Regions from separate parts of the Homo sapiens genome. Here regions 1, 3 and 4 are each linked to region 2. The links are chromatin contacts, found by Hi-C or POLR2A ChIA-PET in ENCODE. All regions are on one chromosome and are shown on one strand. The core of a region is the stretch at or near the end of the contact, and the rest is flanking DNA. Distances in the headings are between cores, read along the strand shown. Region 1 has its middle 30 kb from the start of TSPAN5-DT. Region 2 holds the start of STPG2 (sperm tail PG-rich repeat containing 2). Region 3 has its middle 47 kb from the start of TSPAN5-DT. Region 4 has its middle 89 kb from the start of TSPAN5-DT.

What was found. A loop is a pair of places that touch in the nucleus more often than their neighbours do. ChIA-PET counts read pairs that join two places held with the same protein, here RNA polymerase II (POLR2A). Pooled maps may share reads with other maps.
Region 1: a pooled map shows a loop between it and region 2 (4-fold over the local background). The contact joins the enhancer-like site here to the promoter of STPG2 in region 2. A Hi-C loop is called at or near these places in 1 of 168 maps with a recorded cell type or tissue (MCF 10A) and 4 of 50 pooled maps. POLR2A ChIA-PET finds 5 or more read pairs at or near these places in 1 of 52 experiments (WTC11).
Region 3: a map of naive thymus-derived CD4-positive, alpha-beta T cell shows a loop between it and region 2 (3-fold over the local background). The contact joins the enhancer-like site here to the promoter of STPG2 in region 2. A Hi-C loop is called at or near these places in 1 of 168 maps with a recorded cell type or tissue (naive thymus-derived CD4-positive, alpha-beta T cell) and 4 of 50 pooled maps. POLR2A ChIA-PET finds 5 or more read pairs at or near these places in 1 of 52 experiments (MCF 10A).
Region 4: a map of HCT116 shows a loop between it and region 2 (2.5-fold over the local background). The contact joins the enhancer-like site here to the promoter of STPG2 in region 2. A Hi-C loop is called at or near these places in 2 of 168 maps with a recorded cell type or tissue (HCT116 and mammary epithelial cell) and 5 of 50 pooled maps.

The regions. Positions count from the first base shown.
Region 1 is chr4:98,687,274-98,689,973 of GRCh38, reverse strand. No RefSeq gene overlaps it. Among named protein-coding and RNA genes, the nearest start is that of TSPAN5-DT, 30 kb to the right of the region's middle. Within about 2 kb of position 1,438, at least 5 of the 41 ENCODE cell types and tissues checked have a DNase peak (open chromatin) inside an H3K27ac peak, as active enhancers do.
Region 2 is chr4:98,142,220-98,144,919 of GRCh38, reverse strand. It overlaps STPG2 (sperm tail PG-rich repeat containing 2), which reads left to right and starts at 1,444. Exons shown (of 11, transcript NM_174952.3): 1 at 1,444-1,878. The coding sequence starts at 1,770. RefSeq lists an enhancer at 1,618-1,717.
Region 3 is chr4:98,705,020-98,707,719 of GRCh38, reverse strand. No RefSeq gene overlaps it. Among named protein-coding and RNA genes, the nearest start is that of TSPAN5-DT, 47 kb to the right of the region's middle. Within about 2 kb of position 1,384, at least 2 of the 41 ENCODE cell types and tissues checked have a DNase peak (open chromatin) inside an H3K27ac peak, as active enhancers do.
Region 4 is chr4:98,746,640-98,749,520 of GRCh38, reverse strand. No RefSeq gene overlaps it. Among named protein-coding and RNA genes, the nearest start is that of TSPAN5-DT, 89 kb to the right of the region's middle. RefSeq lists enhancers at 965-1,515, 1,516-2,066. Within about 2 kb of position 1,625, at least 4 of the 41 ENCODE cell types and tissues checked have a DNase peak (open chromatin) inside an H3K27ac peak, as active enhancers do; they include HCT116, where a contact is called at or near this core.

The DNA.
Region 1 (2,700 bases), core at 189-2,688, 550 kb before region 2:
TGAACTCATTCATGTGGTTGTTGGCAGGCCTCAGGTCCCTGGTGGCTGGTGGCTGATGGAATTGGTTCCTTTTCATATGGGTCTCTCCTTAAGGCAGCTCATAATAGGGCAGTCAGCGCCTCTCCAGAGCAAGCGAGGAAGAAAGATGGAAGGCAGTCTTTTTGTAACCCAATCTCAGAAGTGACATCCTATCATTGTTGCTGGATTCTGTTAATTAGAAGTGAGCCAAGTTCACCACACACTCAAGGGGAGGAGATTTGACAAAGGCATGCAAACCAGGAGGTAAGCATCATTGGAAACCACCTTAGTGACTACACTACAATATTCGTCTTTGAGAATACAACTCAGTGTTGGGACTGCCTGATTTTTCAAGAAAAATTGGAGATCTGATTTTTATGTGAAATCTTCCAATTTGAAAATACTGGCCCTTAATCCCAACAATTTTTTTTATATGCATTTGGTCAAATAAAACTCTCTCAAGCATGACCCATGGGAGACCATTATGAATCCTCTGGTACAGGGACCAGAGAAATAGGAGCAGAATTAGAGGAGAGGGAGCAGAGGTTAGGATGTTTGCCTCGTTCTTTACTTGAGGAAGTTGGGAGAGCCAAGTCATTGTTAAAATGATGGGAGCTTGAAAAAGATGAATGCCAATCATTCAATCCAGATAACTGTATTCGTATAAATTCTACAGTCATGTTGGTAAAGATGACTTGTTTTCATTAAAGAGAAGCCTTTGATCTCTGATCTGACAGCTGCACATCTATATAAAATGAGACACTTTGACATCTGCAGCTCTGATCTCAATTGGACAGGTGGTTTCCTGCACACTAATGGAACAGAAAGACAATTGAGCATTATTAGATAAGAGAGAATGTTCTCACACACAGGAAAACAGCTTTTTCCTTTGAAAAAAAACATGATAAAGAACAGAAAATGACTGACAGAATCAGAGCTTCCTAACTGTCAGAAGAGCTGTTTCAGCTACACTCTGGCCTCTGTTAGGGGAGATTAGGATCGTTTTCAGAAAAGTATTGAACATACCTTAGCATTAGCTGACTCAGGGAGGAATTTGCTGGTAAAATAAGCCTGTTCTCGGAGTGTGCCAAAGAGCTAAGATGCAGCTTGGGTTTTTCATAAACAAAGCAAACACTTTAGTGAAGCCTAATTTATACACATTCACTGAAAAGTTTAGTAAGCAGGAAAACTTCTTAGTGGAAAACCTTTTTTGCGTCTTCATTCAGCAAATACTTATGGAGTACACACATGGCTAGATGATGGAGATACTGTAGGAAAGACAGCCAAGGTCACTCTGCCCCAGTGCCTTACAGACTAGAGGACAAGGCGGATATGGAATAATGATAACAAAACAAAACTCTGAGTCACGTTTTGTCAGAGGAAGTAGAGGTGCCATGGGAGCTTCACCCCAAGGTGACCTATCTCAAGCCAGTGACTTGGGGAAGGCATCCAGAGAACTCAAAGATGAGTAAGAATTGCCCAGTTCAAAGTGGTGAGGTGGTGGGGTATTGGGAGAGGCTTTGGGCTATTTACTGCTTAAGTGGTAACACAGGAAATATTTTTTACGTATTTCACATTCAGCATTGGATTTTCTCTTCAACACTCAAATTATTATAGTACATCCTGAAAAAAAAGTCAGCTCACATTTGTACTAGAACTATAAAGTAGAAAATAAGCATTTCTTAGGATATTAATAACAGTGGGTTCTTTTGCCTAGAAAGCAAATCCTATATTTTTATCTCATTTCTCTTGTCACATAGAAGAAGCTATGTAAAGCCAGAAGATGAGCACACATGATAGATGAGGTTGTAGAGAAACCTTATGAGCTGCTGCTGGAATGTAAAATGGTGCAGGCACTTTGGAAAACAGCCTGGCAGTTTCTCAAACAGGCAGAGAGTTGCCACATGACCCAACAATTCCACTGTTAGGTACATACACAAGAGAAATGGAAACATATGTCTATACAAAAACCTCGACATGAATGTTTATTCAAAATATCCACAATAGTCCCAAAGTGAAAACAACCCAAATGTCCTTCAGCTGCTGAATGGATAAGCAAAATGTGGCATAGCCACACAATAGAATATTATTCAGCTATAAAAAGAAATGAAGTACCGATAGACACTGCAGCATGGATGGACCTTGAAAACACGATGCTAAGTGCAATAAGTCACAAAAGTCGCATTTTCATTTATAGAAAATGTCCAGAATAGGAAAATCTATAGATACAGAAAGTAGATTAGTGGTTGCATGGGCTGGGCGATGAACAGGAGAATGGATGAGAGTCAGAGCTCAAGGGTACAAGGTTGCTTTCTGAGCTGAAGGAAACGTTCTAAAATTGTGGTGATGATTGTACATATCTGGGAATATGCTAAAAACCACTAAATTGCATACTTTAAATGGGTGACTCTTCAGGCACGTGAACAGCTCAATGAAGCTGTTGAAGCAAGCACACAAGCACCCCGTCCTTCCTAGCTAGGTAGTAGAGCCCGCTAGCACAGGTGGGTGTGGGGTTTGGCTCCTGATGCCAAAGCACAGCCCTGCTCTTCCAGGGAAGGTTCTTTGGTCTTTGCCTTCTTTTCTTTCTATTCATTTTTTTCTTCATCCTCAATAAACATCAGGAATACTTAGGTGTTATATTTTTTCCTTCTTTTTAAATCTTTATTTACTAGCCTCTGGTAA
Region 2 (2,700 bases), core at 195-2,694:
TAATATGTCATAGTAAATATCTAGATCTTCTGAATGGGTATAGGTGGCAGCTTGGAAAATAAGGTTAAAACAACATTGAGAGAATTATGAGGGTTTCTGACAGAATGCAGGGAGAATCGAAGTTGGTGAGATGTTTCCAAAATATTGCAATATTCATTTTCCTACCATTAAAAAAAATCTTTGCCACCTCTCGTTTTGGATTATACGTCTCTTTCCCCATTAGAGAGAGAACACCTGAGGGCAGGGACTTTCTTATGCCTTTGTATCCTCATAACTTAGCAGGGATGGAACCTACAGTATATGCCAATTCGTGTTTTTTAAGTGCATAAATAATTTAGCTAGCTATTGAACAGAAAAAAAGGTACTACAGATACATCCTTGAGAAGCATATAGCCTCGCAAGGAGAGGGTTCCGACCTATATGGCACAATGAAGCCACAGTAAATGTTGCACAGGATTGAGTGGCAAATCGTGTATTACAGAGTATGAAAACTATAAAAACTTGTAGTAGGAACAAATTAACGTACTGTAGACCATTTGGAGGTGAGGTATGATCAAGGTAGGATTTGTCTAAGCCTCTGAGGATATTTATAATCTGGACAGAATTCTTGCTAGAAAAAACAGCCTGCGAGATGCAGAGGTGGATTCTGACATAGATTCCTTAAGCCCCAAGGACAAGCAAGGTTTCTTTTGCCCAAGGTTCAGAATCATTGGTTTGGTGGGGTGGACTGGGCTTTTTCAGTGCCTTCGCTTTGCTTTTTAAATATTGATGAATCAGTATTGTGGTTACCTGGCATACGACAAAAGAGGCAGCTTTCAGTCACTTCCACGGCTTCAGTTGGTGAGCTTTTCGCCTCCTTGCCTGGTGTCCTCATTTCTTTTTTTTTTTTTTTCTTTTTTACCCTTATCTTATTTGTTATTTTTTTTTCTGGGTTCTCCATTTCTTGTCACTGCCCTGAGCCCTGGGTTTGTCTTAGCAGTTTGGACTATCTACAGGTTAAGATCAGAGGTGCCTTTTCTCTGTGAGTACGAGTGGGGCTGCAGTAGAAGCGGGGGAGAGCTTGCGGAACCCCAAGCTCTCTGCTTCATGCTACTGCATTTTTCTTTACTAGGTTCTGTTGAGTCGGGAAGCAGATCAAGGTCAAGTTAGTCCTCACCCTTCCTAACGCGTTTTCTAAGGTTCTTCTGCATACTTAAAAAAGTTCGGGACCTAAGTAGTTACCGGGACCCCAAGAGCTACGAGGTTTAGGCCTGCCTTCTTCAAGGCGCGCCGGGTTCCGGGTAAAAAGAGCCGGGAAAGGGTGGCTGCTCGGTGCGCATGCTCCGAGGGCTCGGCCCAGGAAGGCACCTCCACTTCGCTCCCTAGAGACTGGGCCCGCCTCCTCCCCAGAGACTGGGCCCGCCTCCTCCCCAGGCTTCCGGGCGGAGAGAAGTGGGCGGAGTCAGGGCCGGAAGCACCGGGGCGAGCGTCTAATCCCTAATACCCAATTTTGGTGGCGTGCACCTGGCAAACTGATGATTGTGTGGGACGTCTAATCTCTAGTCGCTCACCCCTCTACTTTACCACAGAGCTAGAAATCGATTTGAGGAAATCTGGTATCAATGAGCGGGCGGGGAGACAACCCCACCCCTAATTTCCCTGTTTACGGAAGTTCTTTCCCGGCCTCCTCAGACTGGTGTCGGCTTCCTTTTTCTCCACACTTCTAGCTACCTTGTTTTTATCGTTTTCGGCACCTGCCCTTCCCCAGCGCCCCCACCACCCCGAGCACTATGTATGATCGGGCTCCCCGCCTGCTCAAATTGGCTGAAGGTGGCAGCACTGAGGCCCATGTGGGTCCTGGATCCTACCAGGTACCTTTCCTGAAGCAGCAGGCGACAGGTAAGATGTAGGAAGAGGCAGAGCTCCTGTGACAGGCATCCTATCTTCAGCCTGCTCCGCTTCTGCGTGCTTGTGAGTTAAACATAGAGCGGAATAGTACCATTTTGTAAACATAACAAAACATGAAGTAGGCAGGGAAAACACTATACTTTTATTTTACAGATGAGACTGATAGTATCACTTGTCCCATTTCAAAAGGCTGGTGAGCATATGGCTAGGACTTTTGATTCCGCAATAGTTGTCTACATCCTACTTTTGATTGTGCAGTTTAGGTCTAGGATTTTGATTTCCTGGCTGTGTTGACATAATATATGAGTCTCCAAATCCTGTGCCCTTACCTCCCGCTGTCTCGTTGCTTTGTAATCCTGCCTGCCTCACATCTTTCCTCCCATTAACCAGAGACATTTATTTATTAAGATGTAGCTTATATTTCTATTTTGCAGTATTATTTAAAGATAGTTCCGTTTTTTTTTCAGACAGATTTTTCTGACCGTCCTCATCTCTTTTAACACACTTCAGGGGAGCCCCTTTTCTCCACATTCTGTAAAGAAAAATTATATTTTTGACCAGTGGAGTGGGGATGGATAATTTAAATAATATTTGCTCTCCTCGTTTGTTTGCAGTTAGTGACTTAGTCAAAAATAAATACATCAATTTTGCTTTCTACTTTTTCTATTCTGGTGATTTTCTGGAGCTTAATACCGTCCAAATGATAGTTTTTCTTAACCTACATTTTCCCCATACCTACACTATGTATTTTCAAGCAAATGCCAGGATCCATTATTCTGTTACATAACTGATCAGATAAGGGAAGGTTTAGGT
Region 3 (2,700 bases), core at 135-2,634, 560 kb before region 2:
AAAGTTGTCTCAAAGTCCTTTAATTATGAAAAATCCATGTTTGAGGATGCAATTCTGTGACTCTCTTCAACAAGGTTCTTTGACTTAGCTATCTTGTTTTATTTAACTAAACATCTCCAATGTAATACTCTGCTTCAGCTTCTCCTAAATGTCCCATAAACTGTGATAATCATTAGGGCAGAAGCAGGAAGAAAACTCATGATCTTAAGATTATTTTCTTTGTAACATGTGATGAATCAGACTTGCAAAGTTCAAAGCACAAAAACTCCTAATGAATGCTAATTCTGTGGAAGATGTGCATATCACTCTCTTTCAAAAACAAAACTTTTTTTAGGTGTTCTGTTTGTGGCAGATTTTCCAAGTTTAGACTTGTATTCTCATTCTTCATCACTATGTGGATAGAACCCAATTATTAGGTCATAAATACAGTGAGAATCTAATATCTATCAATGACATGCAACAAGTCATTTAATTCTTTGTGTCTAGGATGGTTAATTTCAGGTGTCAATTTGACTGGATTCAGGGACATGCAGATAACTTCTGATGAAGCATTGTTTCTAGATATGTCTGTGAGGGTGTTCCAGAAGAGACTGGCATTTGAATAACTGGACTAGGAAGATCCCTCCTCACCCAGTGCAGGCCCATACCATCCAGTTGACTGAGGGCCTGACAGAACAAAAAGGCAGAAGAAAGGCAAATTTGCTCACTCTCTCTTCTGGAACTGGGACACCCATCTTCTCCTGCCCTTGGACATCAGAACTCCCGGGCCTTTGGACTCCAGGACTTGCACCAGATACTCCCCAATTTTCAAGCTGTCAGCTTAGGACTGAGAGTTACACCGTTGGCTCCCCTGGTCCTCAGGCCCTTGGATTTGGACTGAGCCATGCTACCATCTTCCCTTGTTCTTCAGCTTGCAGACAGGATATTGTGGGACTTCTCAGCCTCCATAATCAAGTGAACCAATTCCCGAAGTAAATCCCTTCTGATATATCTATATCTCTGTCTATCTATCTGTTTATCTATCTCGCTCTCTCTCTATCTATATTCTATTGGCTCTATTTCTTTAGAGAACTATGACTAATACAGGTTCTGAGTGCTTTCACTTTTAAAATGAAGTTTGGTATAAGGCCACCTTCAAACCTATTCTCTACCCTTTCCCTTCTACTCAATGTTCTGGGGTCCTATGGACTACATCAACAGGTTTTCTTGCCCTCTGACTTCCAGTCGGGTTCATCCAATGGGAGGCATCAGCAACAGAAGACCAGAAGAAGGTACACTTACTTGACCAGATACCTCCTTGTTAGCAGTAAATGCACAGCAACATTTCTCTACCAAAGATCGCTGCATCTTGTACAACCACAGCTCTTCAAGTTCCAATGACCACTTCCTCCCCTTCCCCTCAAACAGTAGTAGTGGCTTCCTGCCTATCTTAACCTTATCTTCACCCTGACTGATACAGAAGATATGAGTTTAAGTAAACTCTAGAGTTTACCTTTTTGATATGTCCTAGAAAGGTATTCTCTGCTGGGAGATCACATTATTATAATGCTTAGCCAATAAATGATACTCTGAGAAGAGCCAGTATGTATAAATGAGAGGACACCAGACTGGGAGGCAGGAGATCAACAGGGCTACTAAGTAGTTAGATAACTTTCTTCCTGATATGGTTTGGCTGTGTCCGCACCCAAATCTCATCTTGAATTATAGTTCCCATAATCCCCAGGTGTCATGAGAAGGACCTGGTACGTAATTGAATCATGGGTGTATTAGTCCATTTTCACACTGCTGATAAAGACATACCTGAGACTGGGCAATTTACAAAAGAAAGAGGTTTAATTGGACTTACAGTTCCACATGGCTGGAGAAGCCTCACAATCATGGTGGAAGGCAAGGAGGAGCAAGTCACATCTTACATGGATGGGCAGCAGGCAAAGACAGAATGAGGATGACGCAAAAGCAGAAACCCCTTATAAAGCCATCAGCTCTCATGTGACTTATTCACTACCACAAGAACAGTGTGGGTGAAACTTCTGCCATGATTAAATTATCTCCAACTGGGTCCCTCTCACAACACATCGAAATTATGGGAGTATAATTCAAGATGAGATTTGGGTGGGGACACACAGCCAAAACATATCATTCCACCCCTTACCCCTCTCAAATCTCATGTCCTTACATTTCAAAACCAATCATGGCCTCCCAATAGTCCCCCAAAGTCTTAACTTATTTCAGCATTAACTCAAAAGGCCACAGTCCAACATCTTATCTGAGACAAGGCAAGTCTCTTCTGCCTATGAGTCTGTAAAATCGAAAGTAAGGTAGTTATTTCCTAGATACAATGGAGATACAGACATTGGGTAAATACAACAGTTCCAAATGGGAGAAATTGGCCAAAACAAAGGGGTTACAGGGCCCATGCAAGTCCAAAATTCAATAGGACAATCAAATTTTAAAGCTCCAAAATGATCTCCTTTGACTCCAGGTCTTACATCCAGGTCATGTTGATGCAAGAGGTGGTTTCCCATGGTCTTGGGCAGCTCCATCCTTGTGTTTTCAGGGTACAGCCTCCCTACCCAAGCTGCTTTCATGGGCTGGAATTGAGTGTCTGCAGCTTTCCCAGGGACATGGTGCAGCTGTAGGTGGATCTACCATTCTGGGGTCTGGAAGATGGTGGTCCTCTTCTCACAGCTCCACTAGGTG
Region 4 (2,881 bases), core at 376-2,875, 600 kb before region 2:
CACTACTACTAAATGATACTTCATTATGCAAGAATCTACTGCATTAGAGCTACCTAACAGATGGCTCTGACAAGTTAATTTGTCTTTTCTCTTACTTAAGTACTTCCTCCACTTTCCCTAGGGACCCTGAGTGGTATTAGTTCCCAGAGCTGTGCCAGCTCTCATCATCATATTCCAAATGCTACTTTCTGGGTCTTCTCAGCCCCAGCCAGTAACTTTCCAGTATCTTCTAATTGGAAATTCAGTTATATTCCCCCTTCCTCAGGGTTTTCTTCCTCCCCTTTTTGTGGTGTCTATCCTAAACTCCTGGAGGCTTATGGAAAATCCCACTGAAGCCACCAGAGGAGGAAAATGGGTCCACTCTGGTCTCCTATCACAGCCCCCACCCCATCCCACGTCACCTGGACCAGCCTTGTTCTTGGTGCGCACAGCCCATGGTGCTTACTCCTACAGATGGTGAGAGCCCATCTTCATATGAGTGTCCATTCTGCTCCCACTTAGCACCACGGAGCTGAGGATGCCTCCAAGACTGCAGCCGCAACTTTCTCCCATCACTGACACAAGTCTCGTAATCCAGGTCTCCTACTTCTTGGATCTTCACTTTGACCCAAGCAATCCTGGAGCAGCACTGCTCCTCTCTTTCTCTCTCAGTTACCTGCAAAATCTTCTGGGGCACTTGGAAGCCACTAGGAACATGGGGTCAGCTATTGGCCCTCTGGTGGTTAGATCTTCCATACCATTTTCCTGTTGGCCTTCTCCAAACAGACATCAAATATCCAGATGAAGAACAGGACATGAGTTCTCTCTGCCTTGGATCTCTTCATGTTTCATGGGGCATCTGGTCACTCTTCCCCCAGGATGTATTCCAGGGTATAGAAGCACAGTACAGGGACTTCATGCTATAATTTATAATTTTCCTTGACTGCAAACTCTTTTCCCTCTCTCTGGCTCAAAGCTCTTTATTGGTCATGATGGCAGAGCAGATGAGGTACCTGCTCTGTATATTCACATACCCCCTGTAATCTCTCCAGTTTTATGCCAGAGCCCTTAGTGTTTTCCCTAAAAAGCTAAGGTTGTTTTTTTCTTTGCATCTCTACTCTTTCTATCCAGTCTCCACTGGAGCAAATGTAAGCACCATGTCTCTGGGCCTGATGAGAGTGGTCAAGGGGATGAACATCGGCTACCACATTACTATCTGCTGCCTACACTTTACTCACTAGATTTTGTGCTCTTTCCGCCTTTTTTTTTTGTGGTAAACATAATATGTTTTCAGCTGATTATTGCTTATTCATGAACATAGATCCTTTGTGGTTTGCAATACAGTCATTAAGATCGTTGTACTGTTCGGCTCCCTTGCAGTCACAGGAATGAATTTCATGCTGAAATAGGACCATGAGCCCAAGTGCTGGCTGAGGCCCACTGGGCTGGGCCTTCTGGCTTGCCACTTAAAAAAGGCTTGCTATGGCAAGGGTTTTAAGCTACCCGCCTGGTCTCCCCACAGTCCTTCCCTACTTCCTTGTTCTAGTCACTTTACAATTGCTCCCTCCGGAGCTTGGCTACTTTCCCTAAGGCTTTTTCAAAGGGCCTCTTATGTGCACATCCTCCTATCTTTTCACGCTGAGGATTACTTCAAAGGCTCAGCAGCCATGGGAAGGGAAGAATGACAATAAAATAAATCCCAACTGCAGAAAGGTTTGCTTTGGCAACTGCTTGATTGTTCTGTAGGTGGGGAGGTGCCTGCTCTGACCTCTGCAGCTCACTGGTCCTCACAGCTCATTACAGATGTTTTCCTTTGGTCTGGTTTCTTACTGTCCCTTCTGAGGCTCTGAGCCCCTACTTCTAGCAGGCTTATGTAAATTTCCCCAGGCCTCAGCTGCTCCTTCTTCCATTGATCCCTTTATCTGTTGCCAAGACTGATTCTCCTAATCTTGCTCTGAGCCTCCGTGTTTCCACTCAGGAGGGGAAAGTCTCAAACACTCTGAAGGTGGGGCACTCTGCTATTTTGCGCTGCAATTTATTTCAAGGTCACTGGGCAGGACTAGAGTGAGTGACCGGAAGACTGGCCTATCAGAGAACCGGCCTATCAGAGAGCCTGCCCATCCAGAGTGCTCAGAAAACACTTGTGGGCCTCAGTCTAAATCCTGAAACCCTACCTCCAGTATTGTTGCTTTGTGCAGGGGTTGCCAATTAAAAATAAAAAATAAAACGTTGTGTGAACCAAACCAATCACTGGCTGAATTCACCTGACTGATCCCCAGTTTAGGACCCTGGAAGACTTGCCTGAACTGGGAATCCTTAATTCTTTTTAAATAATGAGGGCCTTCTCTTGTAGTGTTTTTTTGCTTTTGAAAAAGCCTGAGTCATAAAGTCCAGGAATCTGGCCCCACAGCTGCCAGGATAAATGTCTGCTTAGACATCCACGGGGATGTCTGTCCTTCAGTTGAACATGGAGGTCTGGCTAAGTGAAATATTAAATCCTTCTCTTGACGAAATAGGGCCCAGAAAGCCTCCTTCTTTCGTTGCAGACCAGGCAGGTCCCTACTGACTGGATGGCTCTTTTGCTGCTACTACTATCAAGTGAATCCAGTGGATAGGGAGGTGAAAAGGCAGGACACCCATTGATCTTTTTGGTTCTTTCCAGAGGTTCCATATCCTTGGCTTGCCTCTCATGGCTGCTGCCTTTCCCTTCCCCACTGACTCACCCACACCATGAAATGTCAGTGCAGCTGGACAAACACAGAGTGCCCAAGTTAAAGCACTAAAGACCTTTCCTGGGGCCTCAAGCATGTTGATGATGAGAGATTGTTTCTTAAAAGAAAACAGTCCCACAGAGCCTATGCCACCTGCTATCAGACACTTCCTGCCTGTGTGATATAATTTG